2 separate regions of the Homo sapiens genome follow, and region 1 is linked to region 2. A link is an interaction called in ENCODE POLR2A ChIA-PET data of the cell type or tissue named here. Cell type or tissue: A673. All regions are shown on one strand. Links, peaks and the distances in the headings refer to the core of each region. The heading gives the core; the rest is flanking DNA. Region 1 has its middle 160 kb from the start of C11orf87. Region 2 overlaps DDX10 (DEAD-box helicase 10).

Region 1 (5,386 bases), core at 305-5,304, 830 kb after region 2:
TCTAACTTCTCATAAACCCTATCTGTCAGCGGTTCTATGCAAAACCTTCAGACCCACAGGTAAGATCCAAGCCTCATCCATCTCCCAGGTCTAGGACCTTGCTATTCAAAGTGTGATGCTTGAATCAGCAGCATCACCTGAGAGTTTGTTAGAAATGCAGAATCTCACCCCAGGCCTCCTGAATACGAACTGACATTTTAAAAAGTCTTCCTGGTGGTTTCTAACCATATTAAAGCTTGAGAAACAGTAATCTGGGATATGAACCACACTGGATACAGATTATCTTAATTGCTTGGGTATTTTTCAGTGTATTAATCTCCTTTCTGCGTTAGTCATAATACTTGATCCCTGTGAACAATCTCCACTTTGTAGCTTTTCACATTCCTTTCCTTTCCTCACTTTAGTCAGTAGCAGATTCATCTCTCTTGGAGAATTTGGTAGTTGGGAAATAATTAGATTTTGGGGGAGTCCCTTGCCTCATCCTAAATATAAGTTACTGTTCAGGACCTCACTTTAGAAGTCAGGCTCTCTGACTGGCAAATCCCTTGTCACTCAAAGCATAAGGGCGGTTTTTCTTCATTTGCTGAAGATGTCAGCTGCTCTGCACTTTCTCTGAAAGAAGCCCCTTCTTGTGACTTATTACTAAAAGTGTTTTTTATTTTGTTTTGTTTTGTTTTTGTTTTTTTAGAGCAAAGCAAACCACAGAAGGGGAACTCATTTAAAGAAAGAAGGTAGTAACCAAGATGCACGGGGCCTTTAACTTTGGAAAAATAAGGATTTCAAGTAATTCTTTACTATGATGCTTTTAAGTTGATTAAAGTTGGTGCAAATAGAAGGTCAAGCGTCCATGGAGCTGGTTAATCAATTATAATAGATTACACTTGCGTCTTTAAAAAATTCTATGATTTAAAGATGTTGCCAATAGTGAGCAGAATAGGGGAGCTTCCCAGAGCCCACTCCATCTTTCTTCCTTTCATCGCAGCCCTGATTAGAAGGCCCCAGAAAAGATGTTGAGTTAGGATTGCTAGCCCGTGACGGCCTGGGAGAGTAAAGGAGGGCTGCTGAGAGTAGTGCTTACTGAGAAGGCTAGAAATGTGCAGAGGGGAATCCTGCATGATTCGACTAATTGCCTCTCAGTATTTCACAGGGCGCTGGACTGCTAAAAGAATGGTTCTCTGGAAAGGGATATCCTCTGGGAAAGATAAAATATAATATAGGGTTGCAAGAGGATGTACTCATTATGTGTGGTAAGAATCTTGATTACAAAACTAATACATCCTCATTACAGAGAATTGGGAAATACAAAAAAGGTCCATAGAGGGAAATAAGAATTGCACATAATCCCACTAGCCAGAATAATTATTTTATATTCGATATTTTCCTTCAGATATACACATTTTTAAAATTCATGATAATTAGTAAATACTGTTAAAGGCAGATGGTAATGACTGCACCATATAAATGTAACCAATGTTGCTTATGTGAGATTATTACGTTGATCATTTGGCTATTTCTAATTTCTAGCTATTAAAAGTAACTCTGTTATGAATATTATTTAACATAAATCTTTGACTATGATTATTTCCTTAGGGTAAACTTCTAGAAGTGAGATTACGGAGTGAGAGGTATGATTATTTTTAATGTTTCCAACTATATATATATGTGTGTGTGTGTGTGTGTGTGTGTGTGTGTGTGTGTGTGTATGTATATATGTGTGTGTGTCTCTGTGTGTGTGTATAGCTAACTGCTCTTTGGAAAGATTACTTTAAATTTTGGTCTCCAACAGCTGAGTTTGTTATTATCCATTGCAGCCTTATTAAATAGTATTTTTTCAGTTATAAATAATGATGATGATTAAAAAAACAAATAAACAAAAACCGAGTCAACCTGCCCTAAACAGAAAGGGGACTTACTGGTTTATGTAACTGGAGGGTTACAGCTTCGTTGGTATCCTCTTTAGATTAGTTTTATCCTCAGTCTCATTTCTCTGTGGTTATCAGATGGTTGCCAGTGTTGAACTTATTTTATACCTAGAAGGAGAAAAGATTCATTCCAAAAGCACTGATATAAGGTATTCAAATTGGCCAGGTTAAGTTAGGATAGAACATTGGGATTAAGAAGATCCTGTTACCTTGATGAGAATTAGCACTCAGGGAGCATTCTAGGGGCAGAGTGAGGGCCAAACCTACCCTTGCCATACTGTTGCTCACAGCAGCAAAGGTATATAATTGATGTTCACAAGACAACCACTATGTCCTTTACATCCTATCAAATATTGTTAGCTTTAAAACTTTACCAACGTAATAGGCAGAAATGCTATTCTACTGTAGTTTCATTTTGTATTTCATTGGTTACTATTGAGGTTTAATATATTTTTAAAATATGTATTGGTCATTTGCATATCTTCCTCAGCAAACTGATTCTTCAGGCCCTTTCCCCAATGAAATTCATTCTAAGTTATATTTAGGAGCTTAAACATGTAGAAAAGAGATTCTCAGCCTGGCTGAACATTAAACCAATTTAGGGAGTTTCAAAAAACATGATATCATGACCTCACCTCCAAAGTTTTTCATTTAATGCATGCAGAGTATGTTTTAAAATCTCCCTGGAGATTTGAGGAATGTTAGCTTTCTGAAACACCCTTCCTCAAATTTACTTATATTTCTTTCACATTGCACATAAACTTTGCTTATTTTACAAATCACTCTGGAATCCTACAAGATATCATAAATAGCTCTAGTAAATGAGGCACTTATTCAAATCCTAGATAAAACAGAATGAGATGAATATTCATGACCATTTAGCATGAACTAAGTCAAGCAATCAGCAGCTTCTCTGGCAGGGTCAATGTGGCAGTACTTAAATTCACCAGAATTGTCATTGGCGGGTTCCTTTCTGATTAAGGGGAAAAGGCAAAGATGTCCCTAAGAAACCCAATCCAGGGAAAGTATATTTGTAAACAGGGAGCTTCACAGGAACATGTTCTTGTTGAGAAACAGAAAAATATTTACTTCTACTTTGGTTGTTTATGGCATTGTAGCTGTGCTACAGAAACAAATGGTGCTATGCTTGGTTTATTCCCACTCCTAAAGAGCCCAAGGAAATGTAAGCAGACCTTTCCTTTAACAAATGACAGTGCTTCTATTAAGCAGCTATTCTGCATGCATCTGCCTTCTCCATGTTTGGGGACTAACAGAGTACTTGTTATTCCCAGGATGTGTTAAGTCAATGAAATCAAATAAGAAACTGTTCCTTCCAACACTGCACTGACAAATTGGTTGGATTTTTCTTTTTTAAATCAGAAACACCTCACTGCTTTGAATCATCAATGAGGAGAAATTGCTTCATAAATATTTCTTTTCTTGGCCATAACTAAGATGTGCTTCCTCTTTTAGTGTTCAGGAGGGCTACTAACGACTTCCTTTGACGACTAAGAGGAAAGGTAGCATTCCAACTCAGCAGTTTCTGCCGTCACCTCTAAGTGTTTTATTTGATAACTCATCATGTATACTTGGCATCTTACTTTACACATATGTCATTAATTGATCATCTTTTATTATATCCCTCAGTCTTCTTGTTGATATATCCATAAACTGTTTGATAACTTTTATTTATCAAATAATTACAATATTTAGCATTTTAACCAAACACATAAGCACCATCTGGCAAAATAATTGCAACTATTACTAGACAGAACCAGTGCTGAGGGATGGTTTGGTACCTTCAGGAAAAATAAGGCAAGCGTATTTTAGAGGCAGATGAGATAAGTACAGGGCATTAGGAAAGCTCTCCCCTAAAAGACAGAACCTTGTGCTTTATGTATTTTAACTTATACTTTTATTCTTCCTTGTCCAAAAGGTATAATGGAAATGTCTAGAGGACTTCATTATTCTAGAAGCCTAATTTGACCTACCAAGTCTATAGAAAATGGAATCAGTGATAGAAAGGAAATATATTTTTTGTCTCTTTGAGAGTTAATAATATAAAAATGCAGATTTTAAAAAAGTATAATCAGTCCCCAAGGAGGTTGAGCCTATCTTCACAATTTGCAAATCCAGCAAAGTGCAGCAAACTGTGAAGTTTAGCAATGAGGGAACAATCCCAACCTTCAAAGAGGCAGCGTAGTTTATTACTGTCTGAAAATTTAAATGTCAAACCACTGAGAAAGATGTGGTTGAGATTTTTCTTCTCTAGTAGACAAAAGAAAAAGTAGGCAGTAGCCTTGGTGATAGTCAACACTGTTTTTTTTCTTCTTGAAGTAGAAGGCAAAAATAAACAACTTTCTAGAGCAGGCTACTACAACTATGACCCAAAAGAGAAAAGGTGGCCCCTCAAGCTGTTAATGGAATCCCTTCTGTTCCTGCCATGTCTTCCTAGGGAGATGCCTCCCCCTTTGCCTATGTGCCCCATCCTCTTTTAGGTAGAGGAATACCACTGAAAGAGCAAGGCCTTATGAACCAAAGAAAACTTTGTACAAATTTCCATCACATGTATGAAATGAGGATCATAGCTAACAGCACTGTATTGTATTTGAGAAATTTTAAGTACTATTGACACAAAAAAAGGTAGGGGTTAACTATGTGAGATGATACATATGTTAATTTGCTTGACCATAGTAACCATTTCACCATATATGTATTTAAAAACATTATGTTGTAGCTGGGTGTGGTGGCTCATGCCTGTAATCCCAGCACTTTGGGAGGCCAAGGTGGGCAGATCACGAGGTCAGGAGATCGAGACCATCCTGGCTAACACGGTGAAACCCTGTCTCTACTAAAAATACAAAAAATTAGCCAGGTGTGGTGGCAGGCGCCTGTAGTCCCAGCTACTCAGGAGGCTGAGGCAGGAGAATGGCATGAACCCGGGAGGCGGAGCTTGCCGTGAGCCGAGATCACGCCACAGCACTCCATCCTGGGCGATAGAGCGAGACTCCATCTCAAACAAACAAATGAACAAAAAATTACGTTGCACACCTTAAATATATATAATAAAACTCCATCACAAACATACTATGTGACTTTGAGCTAGTTATTGATATTTTAAAACTTCGTTTTCTCAGTAGCAAAATGGGCATAAATAAACGTAGGGGCTCAAAGAATATAAAGAGGAGAAGAAAAGAGGAAAGTGAAGTAGACAGAGAAAGAGTGAGGGGCAAGGAGAGAGGAGAAAGAGAGAATAGGGTAGGGAGAAAGGAAAAGAAGAAAGGAGGATGGGCAGAAGGGAGGCAGATGGATGTTATCTTTAGGATCAAATGAAATCGTTTCTAAACCAACCTTAGTTCCCCATCTGTTCCTTTTTCCTTTGCTTCTCCCAGCCCCTCTTCCTGTATCGTCTCCTCAGGAAATTGACAACACCCAGTCACAGCCCTCCACACAGGAAGGCCCTG
Region 2 (5,386 bases), core at 316-5,315:
AAGTAAGCATTTACGACATACAGTTCTTGTGGTGTATTTTTGTTTGATAATTGAAAAGCATCACGAAAAATTGCAAGTATTGGACACAATGGCAAATAAGCAAAAGTATTCTGAAATGAATCTAGAAATTTTTTTAGTGAAGTTTTATATTACATGAGTGAGTTTCATTTTTAATTTGGTGTTACTCTGAGCCACGTGGTACTTGCTTTAGTAGTATTTATAGGCTTAATCAATTTAAAATTTCTTAGGCTTTTCTTGAGATGCCTTAGGAATGTGAAGTGCTGAATACAGGGTCGGGTGTGTATATATAAAGTAACATATATTACATTTATTATTGGCTGTCTTTTCCCTTTAAAAAAGTGAATCCAAGATATTAATTTCCTGATTTATCTTTTGCATTTAGTGTTGACATCACCTCATTCATTAAAGAATTTGTTTCTAACAGTTTTGATGCTGATTTATGTTGCAACAAAGTAATAGGCTTTCTATAATGGCCTGTTTTCTGTTCAGATTTGATTCTGCTGTGTTGTCGGAAGTGAATCGTTTAGCTGAATGATTCATTTAACAGAATCATTTACTGTTTCTAGTATACAGTATAGATTCCAAAGGCCTAGCCTTTAATATGAGCTTCGCTTGCCCTCCGTCTGAGTTGTCTAAGTAGCATGAATTATTTCCCCATCAGTGTCCTCATAGTATTTATTCATTAATATGTTTGAGGGCAGTGCTTAATTTTTAAGGTTTATGTTGATAGTGTCAAGTTTAGAATCTACTGCCATAATCGAGTTTTCAGGTGGAATGAGGTTAATCCATTGGGGTTTAGGAAGAAAATATTAGAACTTGTTTTTATTTAATCCTTCATATTTTTCTGTGTATACTTGATTTTATGTATACTCACATTCATTTATTATAAATAAAGTATACATTGGGTGCATATTTAAAATGTTCCTATGAAAAGATGTAAGTGATTAAAAGCACTTGGAAATGAAATAGATGAGTAAGGGTCAAAACTAGAGTATAGCCTTAGGTATATGAGAGGAAGAATGGTAATTCAAGACACACTGTACATCTAGAATCTATGGGTGATAGAAGGAACAAAAAAGATTCTGTTTTCTTGTTCATAACTTTAGTTAGCCTGGGAAATCTATGAGAACGGAGAGCAAACCTTATTCACTATTCTATCCCTTGTGCTTAACTGGATGGGCAACCAGGAGCATAACAGTTAAAAACCAGAAAGTCAGAACATCAGAAAAGGTTGGATTTTCAGACTGATACATTTACATCTGTTTAATTTGAATATGCTAGCTCAAGTGAGCTCTCTTATATTTCCTGCCTTCACTATTTGAGGAAATCTGATTTTGTTGGCTGAATGTCATGACCCCTGACCCTGACACAACAGATGCTGTCGATGGGGAATAAATGTGGGACAGGAATGATTGTAGGCTGTGTAGTAATTATGGTACAAACTGCTGTGGTTTTGTAAGACCTGTTCTTGGCAGGAGATGTTGCTTTCCTTGGGGACTTAGAAAAACCTAGAGGTGTCCATGAGAGCCACAAAGAGAGAACGTGCTCTTAATCAACACTAAAGCAATGCATTCTGATAACACAAGCAAGAACACAAATCCTTCCTGCTAATAAAAGCATTTGCCCTGGAGAAAATCCTTGAAGTTACTTTTTATAGCTGCATGATTTTTTCTCTAACTTATGAGAGTCATGAATTTTATTGTGTACTCAAACTTTTAAAATATCTTTTTGGTTATGATTTGGCAAAGTAGGCCCCTGAGACAAATCTGGCCTATTGCCTGTGTTGTAAATAAAGTTTTATTGGAACACAGACATACTCATTTGTTTAGGGTTGCTTTCAGGCTACAACCACAGGATTGAGTAGTTGTGATAGACCATGTGGGCCATAAAGCCTAAAATATTGAACTGTCTAGCCCTTTATAGAAGAAAAATTGTGTACCTCTGAGGCTTTTGAGCTTGCAGATATTTTATGGATGGTTCTTTCTCTTTTCCCAGTTAGATGATTTTCAGATGATTACATGGAGAAGCTTACTTTTATGAGACAATATAGTGAAATGGTTCACAACGTTGGCTCTGGAGTAAAACTTAGAGTTCAAACCTTGCCTCAGCCATTTGTAAACTGTGTAACTTGGGAAATATTACTTCTTACTTTAGTTTTCCTCTTCTGGAAAATAAGACTAATAATAGTACTAGCTCAAAAAGTTGTTCTGAGAGTTAAAGTGAAGTGTTTAATGCATAACAGATGCTCAACAATTAAATATTAGGTGTTATAACTTGAGCCTTTTTCTTTCTCTCTCTCTCTCTTTCTTCCTCCCCCTTCCCTCTTTCCCTCTTTCCCTCTTTCCCTCTTTTTCTCTTTTTGTAAAGGAAAAGGTAAAAGGAAATATTCCAAAGTCATGTGTCATGTCAGCAGCTGAATCTTTCCTTATGCTTAGCTTCTGGCTATACTGATTGTGTTAGTGCTGCTACAGTTGTCTTTTTAAAAGATGTTTGTTGAAACCATAGGAATGTTAGTTTGCAGTAAACTTTATCTAATGTGATTTGTGTTGGTAAATTTGTATTTATTTTTCATACGTTGATTTAGTGAAATTCAACTTGAGGTTGTCATTAGATTGCTTATGGTGTCCTGTATGATTCTTATATGGAAAAGAATTTACTAGTGCTGTGAGACCACATACATTTGGATGTCAAGCTCACGGAGATCAAATGGCATTCTTGGGTTTAATCAGATTGCAAACACAATGGAGTTTATAGTTGCCTAGAGAATAAGGCCACTGAATAGATCAGAGCTAAATTTAAATTGACCCTCTATTTTCACTCAAGTTAATTTACTCCACTTAGCTATTTATTTAGCTTTTAGGTTGCTCCATGCATTTGGATTTGTCTGTTGATTTAAGATATTGTGGACTTTACCTGATCTTTGGTTTATATACTACTAACCTAGTAACTTTGTTTCTGTAATGTCTTTGTGGGTCAGCTGTTAAAGCTGAAAGTGTGCTAGAGCTGTGTATAATTTTCCGCAGATTTTAGGTTGGCTTCTTTCAGAAGTCCCCTTCATTGCAGCCTCACTAAAGCAAATAAGGTAGTGTTCTCATGTTTCAGAATATCTGTCTGTGTTCCTTGATGGTTCATGATGCCCATTAGGCTTTTGGCTAGTCCTATGGTGAATAAAATACAGTTCTTACGTTTTAGTAAATTACAGTCAACATCGAGTCATGTCTTGTTATCACATACTTTTGGTCTTAATTGAAGGCTAATACATTATGAAGTTATTTGGGTAGAATTATCTCTTTTATAATTCCTCAGACATCCTGACACACAATCTTTCCTGACCTGGGAAAGATCTGAAAAACAAATGCAGTAAACCCAGAACAGATGATTGTAGTCTGAGTCTGTGTTAAACTTTTCACTTTAATAGGTTCTCCCTGTGGAGAGGACAGGGGAAGGCGCTGCTGAGGAAGGCGCTGTAAAGTCTCCCTTCTCTCCCCACAAATAATTCCTCAAACCAAATCATCAACCTGTCTGCAGTCTCCTTCACCTCTGTCTTCTTCCTTATTTCCTCTCTCTCTGCAAGAAATGTTTGTTCTCTTTTCCAAGATTCACGTTGCATTTCAAAGTTTCCGACTTACAAAAACTGTTACCAACTTTTGTGTATCTGTCTGTGTAACATAAGCTACACCTGTTAATTATAATTTTATGTAATTATCCAGCTAAAAATATTTACTGTTAACCATATTTTTCTAGTTTTGGAGACTATTTATGGGATTTGGAAACAGTTGTGTGCACATGTCACACTTCTATTTATTATGATAATTTCCATACTTATCAAGGTTCCTAGGTTGCAATAGCTAGAAGCACTGTGGCCAGGAGTGCTCCCAAGGGATTTCCTGTAAAAGCACAGTTAACTTCCTTGGTGTCAACCTTAAAAATTAAGCCACCTTAATAATCAAGCTTTTTTCCATAGTCTTGTGATTACGCTTAGATGTGACTAGACCCTTCGACTACATTTTTCCAGAACCACTTGTTGGTTGTCCTCTTGAAAACTTTTTTCCCTCTGACCCTAATTTCTTAACCTTCTGACCCTTATAATCTGTTTTTCTCCCAGTACTTGTTTTCTGGCTTTTCCCTGACCTTTGGTTCATTTTCTTACTGTCTGTCAATCTCAGCTAGTTACTGCTTGCTGTTTTTACTATCGACTCTGTGATCGATCTCTTAACCTTTTCCTTTTTTGTTTTGGTTTTATCAGTACCTTTAATGTAATTGCATTCCTTTCTTTCCACTTCATTGACCTGGCAAACTTTAAACCAGAATTAATTTGACTGTCAGACTTCCCTGTGCTTATGCTTGGGCTGCCTACTGCTACAGCAACCTCAGTTGGGCGCTTCTTCTTTTACGCCATAGTGGCAGCATTGTCTTCATGGTTCTTTACCCTCCTAACTAGTCATCCCCCTGCTCAACTGTTTCAAATGTCCTCCAAGAGATGTACAATGTGGCAGAGACTTAGGTTCATGGTGATAAGTGAGGGGTGAAGCTATAGGTTATACTTTTTGTATTCTCATCACCTACTACAGGTTCATGCTCAGTGGGTTTTCAGGGTGTTTGACAAATGCTTATATTATTTATTTTTAGAATCTATACCATCTCAGTCTATAAGAGATCTGAAGTAGCTCACAGGAAATACATACCAAATAGTGAAATAAACTTAGCAGTAAAACTTCTGGCTTTGGTAAAACATTAGGACAGGAGGATCTGTATCATGGAGAAAATGGAATAATACAGGGATTGTATTAGTTTTCTGTGTTTGCTGTAATACATTGCTATACACTTAGTGGCTTAAAGCAACACAAAGTTATCTTAGAGTTCTGTAGGTTAGTAGTCTTAAATGAATCTCACTGGAGTAAAAGCAACGGGTCAATAATGCTGTTTCCCTTTCTGGGAGGCTCTAGAGGTGTTACCCTTTCCTTGTCTTTTTCCAGAAACCACCCACATTGGCCTCTTTCTGTATCTTCAAAGCCAACAACAGTGGGTCAAGTGCCAAATTCTTGCATCACATCACTCTGATCTCCCCTTCTGCCTCCTGTTTCCACTTTTAAGGATCCTTTTGACTTTTGATTACATTGGACTCATCTGGATGATCCAGGACAGTCTCCTTACTTTAAAGTTAGCTGATTAACTGCCTTAATTCGTTTTTGCCATGTAACTATATTCACAGGATGCCAGGATTAGCATGTGGACATTTTTTGGGGTCGTTTTTCTGGCTACCACAGTAACTGATGATAAAGCTCCATTCAGTTGCTCTAGTTAAGTCATAATTGTGCCTCTAAGCTGCCTTTATGGTGGCCGAAAGGAAAATGGGAAGTAGTCC

Evidence for each region. ChIA-PET counts read pairs that join two places held together with the same protein. Peaks named below come from ENCODE experiments on the same cell type or tissue, not always from the same donor. Only the 100,000 strongest peaks of a DNase experiment are listed, where the experiment ranks them.
Region 1: POLR2A ChIA-PET joins it to region 2 with 5 read pairs; 2 of 35 experiments call an interaction of 5 or more read pairs at or near these places.

Annotation. Positions count from the first base shown.
Region 1 is chr11:109,581,614-109,586,999 of GRCh38, forward strand. No RefSeq gene overlaps it. Among named protein-coding and RNA genes, the nearest start is that of C11orf87, 160 kb to the left of the region's middle. In A673, for the core only: no CTCF peak of the experiment used is centred there; a DNase peak (open chromatin) is centred at 2,608.
Region 2 is chr11:108,753,629-108,759,014 of GRCh38, forward strand. The region is part of intron 13 of DDX10 (DEAD-box helicase 10); the gene reads left to right. It overlaps LOC124902750 (a long non-coding RNA gene), which reads right to left. Exons shown (of 3, transcript XR_007062881.1): 2 at 4,707-4,770. Among named protein-coding and RNA genes, the nearest start is that of DDX10, 91 kb to the left of the region's middle. In A673, for the core only: no CTCF peak of the experiment used is centred there; no DNase peak of the experiment used is centred there.